Regions from separate parts of the Mus musculus genome. Here region 2 is linked to region 1. Evidence: chromatin loops called from intact Hi-C (ENCODE). Cell type or tissue: left cerebral cortex. All regions are shown on one strand. Links, peaks and the distances in the headings refer to the core of each region. The heading gives the core; the rest is flanking DNA. Region 1 overlaps Plat (plasminogen activator, tissue). Region 2 overlaps Ikbkb (inhibitor of kappaB kinase beta).

Region 1 (5,378 bases), core at 163-5,162:
GTTGTAAAAGGCAAAGCCATTAAAGCCCCAGGTGCCCATGCCAGTCCTTTCCTGTGTGCCACACGGGCAGAGGGTGGAGCTGCCAGTTCCCAAGTGTCTCTTGTAGAGGTTTTTCTGAGGGAGATGGGCATCTTACTTACTTTTCCATTGCTGGGACAAAACACCTCGACCAAGGCAACTCATTAAAGAAGGTGTTTAATTGGGCTTACAGTTCCACAGGGTTAGAGTCCGTGATGCCGGAGCAAAGGCAAGATGGCAGGTATGATGAGAGCTCACCACTTGACCCACAAGTAGGGGGCAGAGAGCAGAGTGGGAATGACATGGGCTTTTGGGCCTCAGGGCTCACCCCCCAGCGACACACCTACTCCCATAAGACCACACTTTCTAATCCTTTTCAACTGGACCAAGAATCCAAACACAGAGCCTATAAAGAGTGAGTCTCATTCCAAGCACCAGGTGGAGTCTAATGCTGCCAGTTGATACGAGTAGTCACTGATAACTCTCTAAACCAATTTTCTAGACATCTATAGCAGGACTTTCTGGACCTGCCAGAGATTAAATGACGTAGGGACTTACTGATTTCTAGTATAGCTTACGCTTTTAGCTTGGGCTATCTCCCATCTAGCTCATTCAACTTAACCTTATCCTAGCCCACGACACACCATGTGATTAGTTCTTTGCCGCTCTCTCTGTCCCAGTTTGTCCAACCACCTTCTCGGTACCTACAACCACTTCCTTATCTGGTGGTGAATCCCCGCCTCTGATTCTTTTCCCAGAGACCCTCTCTCAGCCTGCCTTCCCTTTCCTGCCTAGCTACTGGCTGTCAGATCTTTATTAAGCCAATCAATGGGTGAGGAAGGAGGGGTATTTACAAAGTACCGAGGCAGATGATGAGGCCTAAGAATAACACCACCAAAGTCAGGCCAGCTCTCAGCTGGTACAGTGATCAGCAATTGTATATACAGAGTCAGCTTTCACACGGTGCACCCCAACAGATGTCTGTTCACTACCTGGAAGTGTGTTGTGCTTGTTAAGAGCTCAGTTTTGGGGCTGGAGAGATGGCTCAGAGGTAAAGAGCACTGGCTGTTCTCCCAGAGGATCAGGGTTCAATTCCCAGCACCCACGTGGAAGCTCACATCTGTAACTCCAGTTCCAGAGACTGCAACTGCTTCACACAGCCAAAACACCATTGAACATTTTTTTTTAAAGTTCAGTTTCTGTTTCTCTTAGACACTACATATGTATGTCTCTATTGGGAGACAGGTTCTATATACCACAGCCTTCATGATGAAATGAAAGGACAGCCTGTGGGGGTAGGGTGGGTGTCACTTCTCTGTTTCCTTTATGTGACTCCAGAGGACTCAAGTCATCAGGTTTGGCTGTAAGTGGCTTCACTCATGGATCCAGGTTGGTTTATTTGGGTTTTTTTGCCCACTTCTCACACATGTCTCTAGTACAGTGCCCTCCCTTTTCCCTAGCAACTTTGCAAATATTAAATGGAAAACCCCAGGAAAGGGCAACCTTTCAGGTTGTGTATTATTCTGAGCAGCGTGATGAAGTCTTTCACTGACTTGCCATCCCACCCTGGCAGGCCCCATCTTTCCCTGGACACAGATCACACCTTGCCCCTGGTCTCGCTGGCCACTAAGGACCGGCCAGTCTCCACTCTTAACAATGGCCATAGTATCTGGTCTCTTTGTGCTCAGGTAACCGCTATTTTATTTAGTAGCCCTACTTCACAAGTAAATGCGGGGGGGGGGGGGTTCGGGGGGGGGTTGGATAGGCCAGTGAAAAAATAAGAAGACTGAAAGAAAATGCTTCCTCTCAATGAGAAATTCAAAGTTCCCAATAAGAACAAAAATCCCACGTGAATGCCTCAGTAAGGACAATACTTGTAACTGAAATTGTAAAGCACTTAAAAAAACATATGCAAAAAACAAAACTCCCACTGGGATCTTGGAATGGGTTCTGTACAGATCAGGGCTGACTGCTGTATCCCTTCCCTCGGTCTTGTTTTAGAGGGATTGGGCCTGGGAGCAGGAAACGTCATCAACTTATATTTTCTTCTATGCCAGTAGGTGGTGACTAGGTGCCATCAAAACTGGTTGTGATTGTTAATGGCTTTAAAAAGGGACTTGATGAGAAGCCCAAGGGATCTGAAACACTAAAGATTGTGTGCTCAGCTTTTGTATACGGAATTGAAGTCTATTAGACCTTGCCATGCACAGACCTGGGCTCTGTGCTCCTCTGGTCTCTGACAACCAAAACCCACCATGCAGTTATCTGGGATCATAGTTGCTCTTTGGGTCTGCTATCCTCTTGTATTACCAACCAGGAATAATGAGGTAGCATTGACTTCCCCTTGACTGGTCCCCTTCTGGTGAATTCCAGACTTCGCACCCTGCATTTCCTAACCAACTCTGGGCAGGGATGAGCTCGCCTGACCCTTTAATATGATTCATATGACCGTCCAGTTGGACACTTCCCTGCAAGAATGAGCAATTGTCTTCATCTGTGTATGGTTTCCAGGACTCCCCTCAGGAATGTTGGGGCCTTTTGACTTTGTATTCCCATCCCAGGAGGCTTTTCAGCTTCGGTTTCAGTCTCAGTAATCCTAGTGTCTGAAGAAAGTCTTTTCCAGTGGGGGAGGGAGGAAGCCAGCTTCCACCCGAGGGCCTGGGAGAGCCTTGCTTCCTGCTATCTCAAGCGTTCTTTTCCAGAAATGAACTGAGATGCACCTCTGTCTAAAATCTTAGATCAGAGCATGAAGGCCGACTCATGTGAAGTCAAGAAATCTATGACTTAGTCTCTGACTCCAATGGGTGGAACTGGTCTGGGTACTTCAGAGATTTCGGGAAATCACCTGACACCTCCCCCATCAAGTCCCTGGCCTTTAGCAAATGTCTTTTGTGAGTTTAAACTACTTTTCTCCCAAGAGCCTCTAACAGGGCAGTACCAATAAATTCTAGAGAGATAAGACTTTTCTTTCTCTTCCAAAATAAGAAATTAATTAGCCACACCCAAAAGCAAGCATTACATCATGAGATAGACTCTTGGAACGAAGATGTGGTGAAGAAAGCTGGGACAGAGGTTGTGTCCCATGATTGGGAAGACAGTGTGCAGGGGCCAGAGAGAGATGAGCCACAGAGTGCATACCACACAGGCCTAAAGTGTGATGCTCCAACCTGTGGCAGAAGGGGAGAAACGGCTTCTGAGAGGTCTCCTCTGACTTGAACACCCGCACTCCCGTGCGTACACACCTGCCGACACCCACGTCACACACACTAAAGAAAGGGGATGCTGGAGAGGCAGGGCTGAAGCAGCACATTTGTGTGCATTGGCTTGCAAGCTAATTGTTCCTGGGGAGTAGAAAACCAAAGCAGAATGGGGGTGGGGGATGGGGGGGGGAGAAAGCAACCAAGACAGTAACGTGTAGTCTGACTGAACCATCTCTGGTTGAGCCGTTGCTGTCAGTAAGGGTTTTCTTCCTCGGTGTTGCCGTAGTTACTGTCCACAGACTAACACAGCTGTCTGCTCAGACTGTGGTCATAGTGTGGTTGATTTTTCCAGATGTATCTTCAGTTTATCACCTCCTGGAACAAAACAGTTATTTGGTCTCCAGGGTTCCTGGTTTCTAGTCTGCAGTCCTGATCGAGAGTTCTTATCAGATGGGGGAGGGGGGATAGGGCGGGGGGGGGGGCTGCAGCTCAGTGGTAGAGTACATACAAGGCCCTCAGTTCAACCCTCAGTCCCATGATGGCAGGTTGTAGCTTTGTGCCAGCAAGATGGCTCAGTGAGTAGAGATGCCCACTCCTGAGTCGAAGCCCCAGGATCCGCACGGTGAATGCAAAGAACAGACTCTGCCACATACCCCGTGACTTCCACATATGCAATATAACTGCCCCCCCACATACAATAAATATTTCAAAAGACTTTTTTTTAAAGTTCACTTAAGTTCCATGTCAACTCTCCCTGCCCTATTTCTTCTTAAAAAATGTATTTACTTGTATTTTATGTACATTGTGTTTTGACTGCGTGTATGTCTGTGTGAGGGTGTCGGATCCCCTACAACTGAAGTTACAGACAGTTGTGAGCTGCCATACGGTTGCTGGGAATTAAACCCAGGTCCTCTGGAATAGTAGTCAGTGCTCTTAACCATTTAGCCACCTCTCCAGCTCCCTCCCCCATTCTATTTCTATTGGGTGGCACCCAGAATATTGCCTTGGGGGTGAAAATTTCCACACATTGACTGAATAAAAGGAAATCTTTCAATTGATTCAAAAAGAGAAAAGAAAAGAAATGTGAACACAAATAAGCCATGGATATGCACCAGTGGAAAAGTGTGAAAAATACCTCTGAATTTATTATTTAAGTACAGTATAATACAAAGTTATAGTAACAAAGTAAAAACTAAAATAGATTAAAATATAAATATACTAGTGTTATTCATCAATTATTAAAATCATACAGTTCTCCCAACCATCTATAGAGTTTATAAAGAAAAAGACATTTACACTGTATACAAAGGGATATGTCCCAAGAGTTGAGGAGTGTGGAGGGATGGGGAGTGCATGATCTCAAGGATTTTATGGTGCTGTGATTCGGCCAGATACCCCTTCCTTCTCGTGGAGGCCCTGTGGGGCCCCCTGTGTAACTATAAAAACACATTCTTGTCCCCAGTGCAAACTTTCACTCCTGAAAGATCAAGTTGTATTTTTTTGCTGTTGAGACATGATCTTGTGGTTCAGTGTACAACATAGTGGACCAGGAGGGCAGACTTTGGTCTACCTCTCTTTTTAAAATCCTAGAGTTATAGGAAGGTTGGCATCTCCCTGTCATCTCATCTGACAGGATTTATTCTAAAGCCAGACCTTCATCCTTAAAACTTACAAGTTGTGAAGTACCTGTCACAGGTAAATGCTACATCTGCTCCCAAAGACCCCCCTCCCCTCTCCCGAGTGGCAGCTCACGAAGATGATGGTGTAAAGAATGCTTGGCCTTTTAGGCGCATCTTCTGTAGAAGAGGAAGAGGAAGGCAGGTCCTCCTCTGGATTGAAGGAGCTGGGCTTTCTTTGTCATTGCTTCATGTTGTCGTGAATCCAGTCTAGGTAATTCGTAACCTTTGTGTAGACCCCAGGCACATCCTTCTGCCCACAGCCGAGGCCCCAGCTGATAATGCCAGTCAATGTCATCTGTTTATTGATCATGCACACCAGAGGGCCTCCCGAGTCACCCTGTGGAAGAGCATAGGTCAGTGGTTTGTACGCGTGGCAGACTATTTGGAAGATTTCTATTGCTATTTGTACTTTGGTGACTGCAGCCCTCAAAGTATTTGATTCAGAGAGAGAGAGAGAGAGAGAGAGAGAGAGAGAGAGAGA
Region 2 (5,378 bases), core at 173-5,172, 99 kb after region 1:
CCATTTCTGGTTTGGTCCGAGGCCCATCAGATTTCTTTCCTTGTAACTTCTGCTCCTAAGCCAGCCCAAAAGCGTTACTTGGAGCGGCTCAGCTACGAACCCTTCTGTATCCTGAGCACACTGTGACCTCAGTGCGACCCTAATCCTCGATGCCGGAGTCACCACAGCTCTTCCCTGCTTGGTTGACGTCAGTTAGTTACCAAGCCACACTCTCGGCCACAGGGTCCAGCTTCATTGACTTCCCATTTGGGTTAAGTTTATTTGCCCCTAGTCTCTGGGACAGCCACACATAGAAAGCATCATCATGGTACCGGACACAGATTCTCGCTGTGAGTTGTAAGCTGCCAAATACGGCTCCAGTAACTTATACATCAGAAAATGGACAGACAAAGATGAAGCCTGCTTCCTGTGCCAGAGCAAGCCTGTCAGATCAGTGCCTTCCACTGACAAGAGAACCTGGGGCAGACGTAGAGGCAGCACCAACGGTTCGGACTTCCCGTACTATGACCCCAAAATAGCCCGTGGGAGTTACAGTTCCACTAAGCAGTCTTGTTTATTGTCCTTTAGAAAGCACTGAAGTGTTTTCTTCCTGCCAGTGAAGTAGCAAATCCCTAAGCAGTCAGGGCTAAGGGGCAGGTGGCTGCCCTCCTTGTCCTACCACGGAGCCTTGGTCAGTGACCCCCAGTCTGTCACTGACCTCATGATCCTCCTGCCTCTGCTTCCCGGATGTCAGGACTACAGGTGTATTGCACATGCCCCAGGCCACGCCCCATCTCCCACATCACCTTCTTGCTTTTTCTTCATCCCCTCCACCCTGTTTTACTCTGGCCTTGCCTGCCTGGCTTTTTGAGCATCCTTATCAACTGCATCATCTTCCCCGTGTCCCTTCTCTAGCCTGAACTGCGTGCCCATGTCTGCAGAATATCTCTCTCAAAGTCACTCTCAAATTGAATTCTAGAACTTCTTATTTTAAAAACTTGACCCTTTTCTGATATCTTCTTTTTCCATTGGGCCCGTGTTTCTGCCTCCCCAGACATGAATGAACATCAGGTTTAAATCTCATCTTTTGGGTCATCAGTTAAGAGTACTTGTTACTCTTTGGAGGAATCTAAAATTGGATTTCAGTTCCTACATGGTGGCTCATAACCACCTGAGCCTCCAGTCCCAAGGGATCTAAAAACCTCTGACCATCATTGGCAGCAGACACACACACGGTCTACATACGCACATGCTACACATGCGCACATACAGACAAAATAACCAAAATAAAACAAAATCTTTAAAGCTCAGCTTCCCCTGTTGGTTCTTTGCACCTTCCTTACTGTGCCTGCCTGAGAGGACAGTAAAGCACATTAAACACTCTCAAAATTGGGCTGGGCTGTAGTTAGTTCAGTTGTAAAACGCTTGCCTAGTATGCGTGATGCCCAGTAACTCATAAACTGGCATGTTGGCACATGTTCCAGCTCTGGGGGTGGGGGGAGGGATCTAGAATTTAAAATCATCTTCAGCCACAGAGCAAGTTTGATGCCAACCTGAGCTAGGGACCAGAGGGCATGCTCAAAACAGACAAACCAAAAGTAGAAGAATAGAGGTCCTCAAATCCAGTGTGTCTTTCCTATCATAGCCTTTTCTTCCTGCCTGTCCCCACTGCCTCCAGCAGTACATTGTCATAGCAAGTCATTGTCGGGACCCCATGCTGGCTTTTTTGCTAATCCATTTTTCAGAAGGGCACTTTCTGCTGTGTGCCCGAAGTCACTGAGCAGCCCAGACTGGCCTCAAACTCACAGCAGCCCTTCACCTCAGCTCCTGAATCCTGGGCTTACAGATGTGTATCACTATGCCTGGCTGAAGGATACTTTCATCACTATCTGCTCCAGACCCCTTCTTCCCGCATGTCTCCAAGTGCAGTAGCCAGCCTGCCGTGCACAGGATCCCCACAGCCATTCCCCTGCTTGCTCTGCTCTTGCTATTCCCACACCACACCAGGGACCCTCAGCTTTTCCATCCTTTAGGGGATAGCCGTAGGTTTTGCTTGTCACTCTTGATTTCCCTCGAAGAATTCCTCTCTTCACGGCCACTGAGCAAATGGAAGGATGAGTCTGCACTTTCATCTTAACGTTTGGTCCTCCTCCTTCCGCCCTGCTTGTTAGTCATAGAACCTATTTTAGTTCAGAAAACTTGAGCCAGACCTTGAGCCTTACCTGGAAAGTCCACCAACAGGCTGGGCAGGCAGCTCCTGGTAGACTCGATGTTTTAATTAATAACAGACATCCTCTCGCTTGGGCCACCCGTTGGTTGGCTTCCTGCATCCTCCTGCTTCACCTCCCTGTCTTTCTTTCCTCCTTCTGCTCCCCCCCCCCCCATCTTCACTCAGGCAGTAAGATACAACTCCAGCCCCTGCATGTCCAGTTTTGCCTTTTCTTGGTCTTCTGATTTCTGACACCCCAAATTTTCTGGTTCATTTGTCTTTCCATTTCTTCCCAGTGTAACATATATTTAACAAGCATTCTGAAAAGAGCTTAACTACCTCTTCAAACTTATGTTGAAAGATGGGATTTCATAGGCATGCCCCTTCTCAACCAGTTCTCTTTATTGAAGTCTGACTGCTCTTCCCTGCTTCCTGACTTGTTGTTTGATCTTCTGAACAAACGTGGTTTGGAATCAAGTCGCATCCGTCCTGTAAACCCAGGGAGATCCTAGGTGCAGACCTGGGTACCACCCTGGCAATTACAGTGATGCCCTTTGTCTTCTGCAAGTACCACACCTGGATCTCTGCAGAATCCATGCTAGAACAGGCCAGCGTGTAGTCCAGAGAGCTGTTTGTTTCAGTACTGTAGATAAAACCCAGGAACTAACGCATGCTAAGCCTGACAGCATAGTCTAAAATTGAGTGTTTCAGCTCATTTCTCAAATTGGAGCATGAGAGATTAGTTAAACTTTTATGTGTTGTGATTTTCAGTTTTTATGGGTATACTCTATCACAACATCCAAGGGTTTAGATTTTTTTGATAAACTTCCAGACACAGCATTTTTTTCTTTTGTCTCAACATTGCATGTCTCATCCAGTTTAAACCAATTTAGGTTTTCTTGGAATTAAGACAGTGTTAAACAACTTCCTGACACTGTTCCTCAGGGACTGTTTGTGAAATGTACAGTCAGACTGCCCACAGCGCATTATACAATCAAACTGACCACGGCTCATTACACAGTCAGACTGATCACGGCTCATTATACAGTCAGACCACCCATGGCTCATTATACAGTCAGACTTCCCACGGCTCATTATACAGTCAGAGTGACTATAGCTCATTATACAATCAGACTGACCACAGCTCATTGTATAGTCAGACTGACCACAGGTCACTGTACAGTCAGACTGACCACAGGTCATTATACAGTCAGACTGACCACGGGTCATTGAGGATCTGTTTCAAAAAAAGATGTTTGAAGACCTTGCCTGTCAGAATGCTTGCTGTTTTAGCCACCTAAGGGGCTACTCAGTCCAAGAAAGCACTTAGAGTTTTACCTGTCTGATTCCTTTAATCCCAGCACTTGGGGTGGAGGTAGGCAGATCTCTGTGAGTTTGAGGCCAGCCTGCTCTACAAAGCAAGTCCAGGACAGTCAGAACTTGTTACCCAGAGAACCCTGACATCTTTGGCTTGCACGTGCACGAACATCACTTGTGTGAAAACATACACCACACACATACTCAAAGGATTGCCCAGTATAATATGGATCTGTCATAATGTAACTAGGTGTTTCTTGATTATAACGAAATTTCAACTTATTTCTCTAGCTGTTACTCTACGTTATGCAGTATCTGTATATGTGTGTTATCACCCTGTTTTGGGAGAAAGACCTTTGAGGCAGATTCTCCATACGAGCAGATTCTCATGCTCACCTTGAACTCCTTCCTAGTCACCCCATAATTCCTGAGCCCTGGATTACAGGCACCACCATGTCCAGAGTTTCTTCCTCGCCCCTTTTCAAGATGGCAAGCACTCTGCCACTGAGCCACTTTCCCAACTCCCCTCTCCTTTGTGATGTGAAGAAAGACTGAACTCAGGTGTGCTAAGCAGTGATGTTTTCAATTTTGTAAGCTAGTTTTTCAGAGGCAGAAACTGTAGTTCACTCTCAGGTGTGCTAAGCAGTGATGTTTTCAATTTTGTAAGCTAGTTTTTCAGAGGCAGAAACTGTAGTTCAAGCCAGATGGATGGATGGATGGATGGATAGATGGATGGATGGATGGATGGATGGATACCTAGATAGATAGATAGATAGATAGATAGATAGATAGATGCATGGACAGATGAATGGATCGATAGATAGATAGATGGATGGATTTTGGATGGATGATGGATAGATAGATGGATGATGGAGAGAGAGAGAGAGAGAGAGAGAGAGAGAATACTTGTGCCTCTTCCAGCAGTGTGGCGGAGCACCCTTGTTGCTTCACTCTATAGTCTTTGATGTCAGCATGGGCAGCTGTCCACTGCCTCGCTTGTCATTCATATTCCATTTGTGTGAGAGAGTTATCTTCCCTTCACCTTTGTTTGTCCCCTTCTGGGCATTGAACGGAGGCCTTCATTCTCGTAGACACGTGCTCTGCCACAGGGCTACATCACAACCTCTCTTTTTACTTTTGATCTTGAAACAGTCTCAACAAGTTGCCCAGGCTAGCCTCAAGTCTGTCTCAGGCTCCTGGGCAGCTAGAGTTCCCAGCTGGATCTTTGCTTTATGCTGATTTTTTTTGTAATGTTTATAAAATATTTTAATTTCATTTTTTCTTTTTTATGATTACTTAATTGATTTACTTGCCATCCCCTTTCTCCTGAATTTTAAAGGCTCTGTTTGCTGTGGAGTGTATGCTGCAGATATTCTTTCCCAACTCCCTTTGCCTTTGAACTTTATGGCGTCTTTCACTATGAATTTTCAAAACATTTTTGTGCCACTTCCCGTGTCCCCTCCCACTTTGCTAACTGGGGTCTATTGCAGGCCGGCCTTGATCTCCCTAGAGGATGACTTTAAACTGCTGATCTTCCCGCCTCCCAACTGCCCAAACACCACCATGGCTTGTCTTTATGTGATACTTCAGCACTTCATGCATGCTGGGTGTCTTAGTTAGGGTTTTACTGCTGTGAACAGACATCATGACCAAGGCAAGTCTTATAAAAAACAACATTTAATTAGGGCTAGCTTACAGGTTCAGAGGTTCAGTCCATTATCATCAAGGTGGGAGCATGGCAGTATCCAGGCAGGCATGGTGCAGGAAGAGCTGAGAGTTCTGTCTTCATCCAAAGGCTGCTAGTGGAAGACTGACTTCCAGGCAACTAGGGTGAGGATCTTATGCCCACACCCACAGTGACACACCCATTCCA

Evidence for each region. Peaks named below come from ENCODE experiments on the same cell type or tissue, not always from the same donor. Only the 100,000 strongest peaks of a DNase experiment are listed, where the experiment ranks them.
Region 2: it touches region 1 in a loop (2.0-fold over the local background); 2 of 42 quality-filtered maps call a loop at or near these places.

Annotation. Positions count from the first base shown.
Region 1 is chr8:22,781,804-22,787,181 of GRCm38, reverse strand. It overlaps Plat (plasminogen activator, tissue), which reads right to left. Exons shown (of 14, transcript NM_008872.3): 14 at 4,334-5,234. The coding sequence ends at 5,076. Among named protein-coding and RNA genes, the nearest start is that of Ap3m2, 21 kb to the left of the region's middle. In left cerebral cortex, for the core only: a CTCF peak has its summit at 2,083 (motif pointing right); a DNase peak (open chromatin) is centred at 2,073.
Region 2 is chr8:22,683,180-22,688,557 of GRCm38, reverse strand. All of the region lies in intron 5 of Ikbkb (inhibitor of kappaB kinase beta), which reads left to right. Among named protein-coding and RNA genes, the nearest start is that of Ikbkb, 21 kb to the left of the region's middle. In left cerebral cortex, for the core only: no CTCF peak of the experiment used is centred there; a DNase peak (open chromatin) is centred at 2,123.